2 separate regions of the Homo sapiens genome follow, and region 2 is linked to region 1. Evidence: read pairs that join two places in POLR2A ChIA-PET (ENCODE). Cell type or tissue: HCT116. All regions are shown on one strand. Links, peaks and the distances in the headings refer to the core of each region. The heading gives the core; the rest is flanking DNA.

Region 1 (2,500 bases), core at 1-2,500:
TAGTGGGTGTCTCCCTACGGAGTTGTGGTTAGCACTGAGGAGACAATGCACACGGAGTCAGAACCTGGCGTTTTGGGTGTTACTGACTTTAAGTGCTTTTCCAGGGGCTGGAGAGGGCACCATGCTGTTTAAGGCTTTACTTTCTTCAGAGCCTAGGAGAGTGTTCTCTGTCATCCATTTTGCAAGGAGTGAAGTGTCTCATGTATGCCAGGTGGTGAACAAGACACAGGGTACAGCGGAGGTACTGCAGTTGAATGCAGTGATTTTCAGACATAAAACACCGCAGCTCCTTGGAGCACTTCCTGGTAGAGAGGGCCAGGTCCTGCTGAGGAAGTTAGGAAGGCCAGGTTCTGAGGGATGCGGTCTAGTGGGTCTAGTGGGGTCATGCTGGGTGTTCCCAGGGGACTTTTCCTGGGAACTGTGCACTTTTCCTGTCTTTCATTGGCACTCACGCCTCCTGGGCTAGGTAGAAGGCAGGTTAGGGGCTAGGAAATCTGTGGACACTCACTTCACTGGCCAACAAGCTTCTCCACAGACTGAGCTCCCCTAATCAGCTTCTGGTCACTCTGCAGCTGCTTTCTCTTGCAGCTGGTCTGTGCCTCTTACTGCTGTGGAGTCTTGAGCATTCCGATGCCTTTAGTGGTTAGGCTCACTGAAGGACCGCGCAGCAGGTCTCTCTTAGGTAAGAAGTGAGTGATAGAAACCTTTTTAAAATGGGTTACTTAAAAGGAGGCTGAGGACATGCAAAGCATTGAAGAATTTTGGGGGATTTTGGCTGGATTATTCAAAAAGAATTGAAGATAATTCTGAGAGGTACCACTATTTTCAGCTGGATGATTACAGTGTCAGGTGTGGTTGGAAAAAGAAGCTTTATGAGCATTTTAATCAAGAGATTCAGATAAAAGAAGCCTGCAGTTGCACAATTGTCTTTATTGATAGAGAACAAAGGACTGCCACTTTTAGTGTCCCTTTAGTAGGGCCCTCTAGAAAGACTCCTTTGGGATATCTCACCCACCCTCCATGTCCTCCAGCCATCCATCCAGTCCAGGGAAGCCTGGCTTTTTGGCAGCAGCAGATGAATCATTGACAGATCCTCCCAGAGCAGCTCAAAGGAACAGGTAAACCCGTGTCCCTGTGGAGTGGGGAAAGCTCTGCTGAGCCAGGCGACCAGCCAGCTGCCAACCCCGTGGACCACATTCTTCTGGGAAGTCCCAAGCTCTGACCAGCATGCCTTGCTTCTGTCTAGGCGTTGGACAAAGACATAGCTTCCCATTTTAATCCATCATCTCATAGAAACTTTTTCAGGTTTTGGAGATTTTCTCCGCCAGACTTAGGTGTTAGTGGAAGGTCAGGGTGATACATAACATATAATTTTAGATATATTTAAGTAGTTCAATACATGTATGGTATATGTTAAAATAAAATAGATAGCTCCCTGCTTGTACAAACAAAACATTCTGGTTCTTTTAATTTTCTTTTTGAAACTAGATTATAGCTAAAACTACAATATATACATGAAAAACATCTAAGTGATACTTTACTTGTTAAAACTCAATGGAGAGGCTGGGCACGGTAGCTCATGCCCGTAATCCTAGCACTTTGGGAGGCCAAGGCAGGAGGATCCCTTGAGTCCAGGAGTTTGAGATCAGCCCAGGCAATGTAGCGAGACCTTCAAATCTGTATTAAAGCAAACAAAAAGAATGAATGGAGAGAGGTGCTGGCTGTTACAGAACAAGTAGTTACAAAACCATTTATCTACTGGGTGCTCAATAAATAGTAAAATTGGATGCATCTAATTTAACAATATTAAATTTCAAGATAGATGTAAAGACCTGCAATAAAGGTCTAGAAATTAATTGTATAGACAGAAAATGACTTGAGACCGGAAGTACATTTTATCAACAAGCCTGGGAGTTTGTGTTTATTGTATGGTGTTGCTTAGCTGACCAGATTGTGAGGTTAGGCGAAATAGCTAGTCCCAACATAAATTCCAAGTTCAGATGTCTGGAGGGTACCAGGGAAGGAACATGAATGGAAAGGCAGATGCGTGGGTTTTCTGAGGTGTGGACAGCATGACCGTCTGAAAGCCCATTCCCAGGCTAAAGGGAAAGCCCCTACTCACTTTTGCTAATGATGACCATAAAGGAATGTTCGCTTGGTGCTGCCAAAGCTGATTTGTCAAGGGAAGATGGAAATTTGGATTTTTTGTGAAAACAGGATTTTTAAAATTTGGGGTAAAATTTTAAGTTTTCTCTTTTTGAGCCCTGATAACACATCTAGACTAGATTTAGTTTATTGGCCACCAGGAATTAGGTAACAGTTTCTGTTAAGTTTGTGGTGTTCAGTCCAATCTGAAGTACACTTGTGTTCTGAGACTTAAAAGGAACATTGACAAATGAGATTATAACCAGAGCAGGGCACTGAGGACTACATAATGCTTGGAAACCATGTCAAGCAGTAGTTGAAGATACAGTTCTTATATTTCACCGTTTAGTAATTT
Region 2 (8,209 bases), core at 2,732-5,231, 78 kb before region 1:
AGCCTGTTTTTCTGCCTGCAAACATGGCAGGTGTCCATTTCCATATGAATCCACAAGGACAACATATCACCTGGTGTAGGGTATTCTCATTATCTGAGCAATCATTATTCAAGTCACCACAGTTTTTTGTTTGTTAGTTGGTTTGTTTGTTTTTGAGATAGAGTTTTACTCTTGTCGCCCAGGCTAGAGTGTAATGGCACGATCTTGGCTCACTTCAACCCCTGCCTCCCGGGTTCAAGCGATTCTCCTGCCTCAGCCTCTGGAGTAGACTGCCACCATGCCCAGGTAATTTTTGTATTTTTAGTAGAGACAGGGTTTCAACAGGTTGGTCAGGCTGGTCTCAAACTCCTGACCTCAGGTGATCCACCTGCCTTGGCCTCCCAAGGGGCTGGGATTATAGGCGTGAACCACTGTGCCCAGCCGTCACCACAGTTTTTGTTGTTTTTAATTAATTATTTTTACAATTTCAGCTTTTATTTTAGACATGGGGTACCTGTGCAGGCTTGTTACCTGGATATATTGCACCCAGGCAGGATGCATTGTACCCAATAGGTAGTTTTTAAACCCATGCTTCCCCCACCTTCCTCTCTAGTAACACATGGTGTCTATTGTTCCCATGTGCCACCATTTTTTAAAGACTATACCAGGAAGCCTTTTTTTGTTACATGAGGAAATATTCATTAAAGAACTGACCACCTGTGAAATCAGTCCCCATTCAAATGTCACTCCAAATGTCAGATGAACACTAGTTAAAAGTGTCTAGATTTTGTTGCTTATTTCCTAACACCGTAAGTAAACAGGTGTGCCGACTGAGGTTACCAGGTGAAGTTAATAAACCTCTTAAGGTCTGCAGTGCTGTAGAATGCCAGTTTTATTTTTGGCTTTGCCACTAACTAGCTTTGTGAACTTTCACAAGTTACTCCTCTTCCCTGGGCCTCAGTTTCCTCATCCACAAAGCTTAGAAGTTAAAACAGATCAGTATTTTGAATCTAGTTGGACACTAAACTCACCTGGGGGGAGGTTTAATATGTGTTTTCTTTTAAAAGCTCAGAGTGCCCCTCCCTTGTTCAACTAAATCAGAATCTCAGGAGGTGCAGCCCTAACAGGTGCAGAGTTCAGATTCCCCAGGTGATTCGAATTCAGTTAAGAGTAGAAATCAACTGGCTGGGCGTGGTGGCTCACACCTGTAATCCCAGCACTTTGGGAGGCCGAGGCAAGCAGATCACCTGAGGTCAGGAGTTTGAGGCCAGCCTGGCCAATATGATGAAACCCCGTCTCTACTAAAAATACAAAAATTAGCTGTGCATGGTGGTGGGCACCTGTCATCCCAGCTACTCTGGAGGCTGAGGCAGGAGAATTGCTTGAACCCAGGAGGTGGAGGCTGTGGTGAGCCAAGATCGCACCATCACACTCCAGCCTGCGCAATGAGCAAAACTCCGACTAAAAAAAAAATGAAAAAAATAAAGAGTAGAAATCATGGAACGTGGGGATTCTTAACATTCATTCCATGTGTATTATTATTTGTTTTTCTCACAGCTTAGCTTTAGTCCTAGGGATATGTATAGGTGCAAAGGAAGTGTTTCTATAACCCCATCCCATTCCTATTAGGTTTTAAGCCTTTTTCATAAATAGCTTTCTGAGAAACAGTAAAGTCTTTGGGGAAAAAACACACCACCCCTGTTTTTGCCACATTTGCTGTGAACACAGCATTCTCACCTCACACAAATCCATGTTCCAGAGAAACAGGGTGCTGCTGCCTTCCCAGAGAAATGTCCCACAGCTGCTGCGACTAAAAGGAGGTGACAGACAGAAAAGGAACAGATATGGCAACCGTCTGGATTGAAATAATCTTTGGGCTTTTCTTGGCCAAGGTCAGCCTTGGGGTTCCCATGTTGTCTAACTCCTCTGCGTTGTCCAAAATGGCCTGAAGAACTTCTGAACATGGACAATTGTCCAGCCCAGTCAGGTCCAAGGCCACCGCTGCTTGGGCTGTGCCATCCGCTTGACCTGGGCACCAGCCAACTCCAGGCATGTTTTCCTGTTTTCTTGGTAGAGCGTGCAGGTCATTAGCCTGAAATATTGGACTGCCATCTTTTTTCCCTCTTGGAAAATGAGACTGTTTTAAGATTATTTGCAGAGGAATTGAAATAAATTGAGTGATAAAGATTTCACAACAGCTGCTTGTCATGATTAATTATCACAGAGAGTCTGGGTGACAAAGATGCTCTCCTTGGCCACATTTTAGTCAAGCTCCTCTGAGCCCTGTTTTCAATGAGGCTTTGTTCTTGACCTTGTCTTCGGCTTGCCTGGACCAGTTTTAGCAGGAAATCCAGATTCATTGCCCCTAGTCCTTCAGCTAAATCCCTCTGTTAATAATCAATAACAATAAAGCAGCAAATATTTATAAGCCTCCCACTACAATGTCTGTTTTATGCTCAGAAGTCATATTGTATTAGTTTGCTAAGGCTACTATAAACAAGTACCATAGACTGGGTGCCTACAGTATATGTATATATACCATATGGTGGATCCACAGAAGAAATCTATTCTGTCACCATCTAGAGGCTGAGTCTGAGATCAGGGTATCCACAGGGTTGGCTTCCTCCGAGGCCTCTCTCCTGAGCTTGTAGGTGGCTTTCTCCCTGTGTCTTCACGTGGGGGTTTCTCTGGGTCTGTGTCCTAATCTCCCCTTCTTAAAATAACACCTGGCATATTGGATCAAGCCCACCCGAATGACTTTATTTGAACTTCATTACTTATGTGAAGACCCTATCTCCAAATAAGGTCACAGTCAGGTACTAGGGGTCTGGACTTCAACACATGAATGGTGGGCGGTGGGGGGATAGGGGGGCGATTCAGCCCATAACATATTGGTAGCATAGAGATGTATTTGTAATTTGATGTAGGATGGAGATCTATTGATATTTATCTTCAATTTGTTTTTGTTGCTATCGACCCATCTGGAAGAAATGAAATACTTTCTCTCATCCTCTGGAAGCCTGAGCTCTCCTTTCCCTGGGAGGGAGAGCCACTTGTTTGCTTTACTGTTTGAAAGAATAGAAGAGGATATTCCAGGACTGAGTTGGACACCCTAGAAATGATTCATTCAGAGTTTTGTGTTTAAAAGGTCTATGCCCTGAAGGGGATTTGCTGTATGTCCAAGAAAGGAAGGACTTAGAGTCTGGAGATTAAGGATTTAGGAAGGGAATGGTTTTGTGAAGTGGATTCTTTGAGGCTGGGAAGGGCAAGCAGGAAGTAGGGTGTTTAGGAAAGAGGACCTCCCTTGATCAACTGAATCAGAATCTCAGGGGGTGCAGCCCTAACACGTGCAGAGTTCAAATTCCCACGATGATTTGAATCCAGTTAAGAGTGGAAATCGACTGGCCAGGCGCGGTGGCTCACACTTTCCTCCCTCCCTCCCTCCCTCCCTCCTTCTTTCCTTCCTTCCTTCCTTCCTTCCTTCCTTCCTTCCTTCCTTCCTTCCTTCCTTCCGTCTCTTTCTTTCTTTTCTTTTCTTTTTTTTTTTTTCTGACACAGCGTCTTACTATTTTGATTTCAAACTCCTGGGCTCAAGTGAGCCTCCCACGTCAGCCTCCTGAGTAGCTGGGACTGCAGGGGTGCTCCTCTGCACCGGCCCATTCTCCTTTTCTTGCATGTAAGGATAGAACCTCTGAGTGTTAGCAGGGCACATGGCCACCCAACTAGACCCTACAATTCCAAGCCTTCTTACAGCTAGGTGTGGCCACGTGACTAAGCCTGAGCAGACAGGACGTGAACAGGAGTGCTCTGAATGGCCTCTGAGTCATCCTCTCTGAGACAAAGTGAAATGACCTGAAGTTTCTCTCTCCTCATCTCCAATAGGCCAGAGCATGAACATGAATGGAGGTGAGTCAGCTTCAACCGTGCCATGAGGACCTCACCCTAGGAGGTGGCAGAGACACCGGAGGAATGGAACCCAAGTCATGGAATAACCTCACATTGCAGAGCCACCTTGCTAATCTTGGACTGCTCACCTCTGGACTATCACTGGAGAAATAAATACACTTTTAAGTTGTTAAAGCCACTGTGTTTTAGAATCTTTTTATTACAGCAGCTTACCCATATCTTATACCTAGCAAGTAAGAGCTTGAGTCAAACTTTCTATAGTGAAGAAATTCAAATCAATTATACATGCTGATAAAGAATGCTAAAACAACTTCTTCCTTTAAAGAATCTGTTATAATTGATTTTATTTTAAAATCCATGAGAACCTTTAAGTAAATTATATTTCAGTGAGGGATGGCATCTTCTTTAGGACTATGAAAGCTTTTGTATATGAAAATCTTTTTGGTAGAGGGAGGATAACACTTTTTTTTTTTTTTTTGAGGCAATCTCGCTCTGTCACCCAGGCTGAAGTGCAGTGGCCCAATTTGGCTCAATGCAACCTCTGCCTCCCATGTTCAAGTGATTCTTGTGCCTCAGCCTCCTGAGTAGCTGGGATTACAGGTGTGCACCACCATGCCCAGCTAATTCTTTGTATTTTTAGTACAGACAGAGTTTTGCTATGTTGGCCAGGATGGTCTCGAACTCCTTGCCTTAAGTGATCTGCCTGCCTTGGCCTCTCAAAGTGCTGGGACCACAAGTGTGAGCCACCATACCTAGCCACGTTATGCTTTTTTTTTTTTTAATTAATACACTGTGGAAAACTTGAAAATTAAAAAATGAGTAAGAAGAAAAGTAAAATCAACTCAGTGGAACCCATCATCAGTATTTCGTGTTATATTCTTCAGGCTTCATTCTATACATACAGGGAATTTTATTTTTGAAATTGGATCATCTGCATATACGGAATTGCATACTGCTTTATTCCCTGTAACCTCATAGCATGAGTATACTGTATTTCAAAATCAGTAGAAATCCTTGGAAAACATATTTTCTTCTAGTTTCATATTTTTTCTCATGGCTAGTTTGCATTTTGTTTGACCATGGCCTTTTACTGAACATTTAGGTTGTATCCTAGTGTCTTTGCTATTATACATTGCAGTGACAGTCTATAATGGACAGGTGTCAAAGATGTAGAACATCTTTGAACACCATTCCTATATTTGGATAACTTGGTAATTTCCCACTTTCTGAGTTCTACCTTTGCAAGGCAGAAGCCAGAAGACTCTCATTCACAGATGCCTTTGGGCTACAGTTACAAACTTGGGACATAGATTCAGATACACCCAGTGACACAGCCTCAGAGGAGGTGGGTGACATAAGTAGGTCACCATGCACAGGGGTGTGTGTGGGTTGCCTGGCAGGGGTGGAAGAGGCAGCATATGGATTTCAAGGGCTGTGGTGGAAGAACACCTGTGTGCAGACCTCATGTTGAGCAATAGTGTCTGTCACATTTTGCTAGAGCAGTTTCTACGGCACAGTGGGCATTATTCCTGGCAGTGAGCCACAGGGCCTAGGATTTAGTGCTCCCAAAGATGAGTTCTCTGAGCTTTCTGCTATCCTGTAATAACGTCACATTTGGTTTAAATAGCCAGAGTAAATTTTGCTGAAGAGGATGTGAATCAACAAGAACTCTCATTCATCACTGATGGGAATGCAAAATGTTGCAGCTACCTAGGAAAACATTTTGGCAGCTTCTTACGAAGCTAAACGTGGTCTTACCTTGGGATCCACTAATCACACTCTTGGGTATTTACCCAATTGATTTGAAGACTCATATCCACACATGTACATGAATGTTTATAGCAGATTCATCTAAAACTGGGAGCAACCAATGGCTTTCAGCAGCTAAATAGATAAACATAGTATGGTATATTTATACAATGGAATGCTATTCTGAAATAAAAGGGAATGCATTGTTATGCCATGCAAAGATGTGGATGAATCTTAAAGGAATATTACTAAATGAAAGAAACCAGTCTGAAAAAGTGATATATAACTCTACGTATATTCTGGAAAGGCGAAACTGTAGAGATGGTAAAGAGATCAGTGGTTGTCAAGGATTCAAGTGGGTTGGGAGAGTTTAAAAAGATGAAGCACAAAGGATGTTTTTAGGGCAGTGAAAATATCCTGTATTATACTGTAATGATGGATACATGATATTATGAATTTGTCAAAACTCATGGGGCTGTACAATGCAAAAAATGGACTTTGATATATGCAAAAATCATTTAATAGATCATGGGATCTCAAGATGGAATACAGAATGTAAGAAAAAGAATATAACCATAATACATGTATACGAAGGAATTTCACTGAAGGGCTGGAGGAAACAGGTGGTGATCTAAGTAACTCTGGAAACAAGTGGAGTATCTATGAATAAAGGCAAAGGGAACTGTACATAAATACTGTATTCTTGTTGATAAAGTTGTTTCCTATAGGGGTAGGGTAATAATTCTGATACTTCTATCCATGTATACTGGAATTGAATGATTGAATAAGTAGATGACATAATGGGAGCCAGGTTTCTCACTGTTAGAGTGGGAATTTACAGATAAGTAAGGGGAGGAGGCTAGAATGATCCCTGGGGTATTAGAGTAGAGTTGGAGACATCAGTATGAACTTATGTTTAGCTTAATATTAATACAGATTGTTACATACAGAAATATTTATAGCTAAATGTATTTACATAGTTTAGTATACATACATGTATTTCCTTGCTCTGTTGGCTGAGAAAGACCCTAGTAGTAATGAGCATACTTAGTGCCCAGATATTGGTTTCTAATACCATTTTTCAAAAAAAGGATTCCTAGGGGGATTCTAAGGGGAGAGGGCTCGTTCTAGAACTGGGCAGAAATATACAAGATGATTCTGGAGTATCTGATAATGCTAGAAAACAAGGAAGTAATAAAAATAAAAGCAAAAAACCCACATTGATGGGGGTATGTCATAGTGACATAGGAGCCAACTGAAAGAGCCCCCAATGTCCAAAGCTGGAATAATTTGAGCAAGAAAATAAATAAAGTAACATTGGATTATAACCCTATGTATAAAATAAATATCCATGGATCCATACTGATATAAGTAAATGGTCGAATAAACAAGAGACAAATCTTCTGTGCAGAAGAATTCCAAATAGTTACATACATATATATATATAGCCCTCAAAGAGGTGGAGCATAACTTCCTACTCTGTAATTGTGGGCTGCATAGAGTGACTTTCTTCTAAAGAGTACAGCATGGAAACAGGAAAAAAGGGCAATTTTATAGTGGAGAAACTTGACAAACAAAACCTCAGCCAGGTGAGCAAGGTCAACATCAACCATGATAAATCATGTTTATGGTATGTATCCTTGATACGATGTGATGAAAATGACATTTTACTTGTATTGTCTTCCTCCCCAAAACCTAAAACCCCAGTCTAATCATGTAAAAAAAAAATGAGACAAATCTCACTTGAGTGACAGTACACAAAATGTCTGACCAGATCTTAAAACTTTTAAGGACTTTAAAAACAAGGGAAGTCTGATAAGTTTTCAGAGCAAAGAGGAGCTTAAGGACACAGGACAATTAAATATGTATAATGTGGTATCCTGGGTGGAATCCTGGAATAGAAACAGGACATTAGGTAAAAGCTAAGAAAATATGAATACAATATAGACTTGGTTAATAATATTATGTCAATATTGGTTCACTAATTGTGACAAACGTACCTTACTAATGTATGGTATTAATGGGGGAAACTGTGTGGGGTATATGGGAACCTTCTGTACTATCTTTATAATTTTTCAGTATATATAAAACTCCTCTAAAATAAAAGTTTATTTAAAAACAAAAATACACTTGTATGTTGCTGGTACTCATCCCATCAAAGTGTTGCAGTAGCTAGTGTTTAATTTATATTTGGGACATAGGTGATGTCTGCAAGATGGTGGAATAGGAGCTTTCTACCATCATCTCCCTGCAGAAGCATCAATTTTGACAATTACCCATGGACCTCTGTGAGAGTCTGAGTCCAGCAGAGATGTTCCAGCATACCATTGGAGCAAAAAATTCGAGAATAGATGCATTGAAGAGGGTAAGAAAAACAGTTTCACTTTACCCACATCACCTCTTCTCCAAGTGAGCACCCAACTCCCCCAGCCATGCAGGATGGTACCCAAGAGGCTCACTTCTTTCTCATCTCATCCAGAGGTAATCAGTACAGCTGAGTGGCCAGAAACACGGGAAGAGAGGTCAGGGACCCTATTGAGTGCTATGTGGAGTCTATTAGGAAGCCAACTACCAG

Evidence for each region. ChIA-PET counts read pairs that join two places held together with the same protein. Peaks named below come from ENCODE experiments on the same cell type or tissue, not always from the same donor. Only the 100,000 strongest peaks of a DNase experiment are listed, where the experiment ranks them.
Region 2: POLR2A ChIA-PET joins it to region 1 with 5 read pairs; 6 of 35 experiments call an interaction of 5 or more read pairs at or near these places.

Annotation. Positions count from the first base shown.
Region 1 is chr2:8,991,498-8,993,997 of GRCh38, reverse strand. The region is part of intron 1 of MBOAT2 (membrane bound glycerophospholipid O-acyltransferase 2); the gene reads left to right. Among named protein-coding and RNA genes, the nearest start is that of MBOAT2, 11 kb to the left of the region's middle. In HCT116, for the core only: no CTCF peak of the experiment used is centred there; no DNase peak of the experiment used is centred there.
Region 2 is chr2:9,066,840-9,075,048 of GRCh38, reverse strand. No RefSeq gene overlaps it. Among named protein-coding and RNA genes, the nearest start is that of MBOAT2, 67 kb to the right of the region's middle. RefSeq lists an enhancer at 2,906-4,105. In HCT116, for the core only: no CTCF peak of the experiment used is centred there; a DNase peak (open chromatin) is centred at 3,808; H3K4me3 peaks cover 440 bases; H3K27ac peaks cover 816 bases.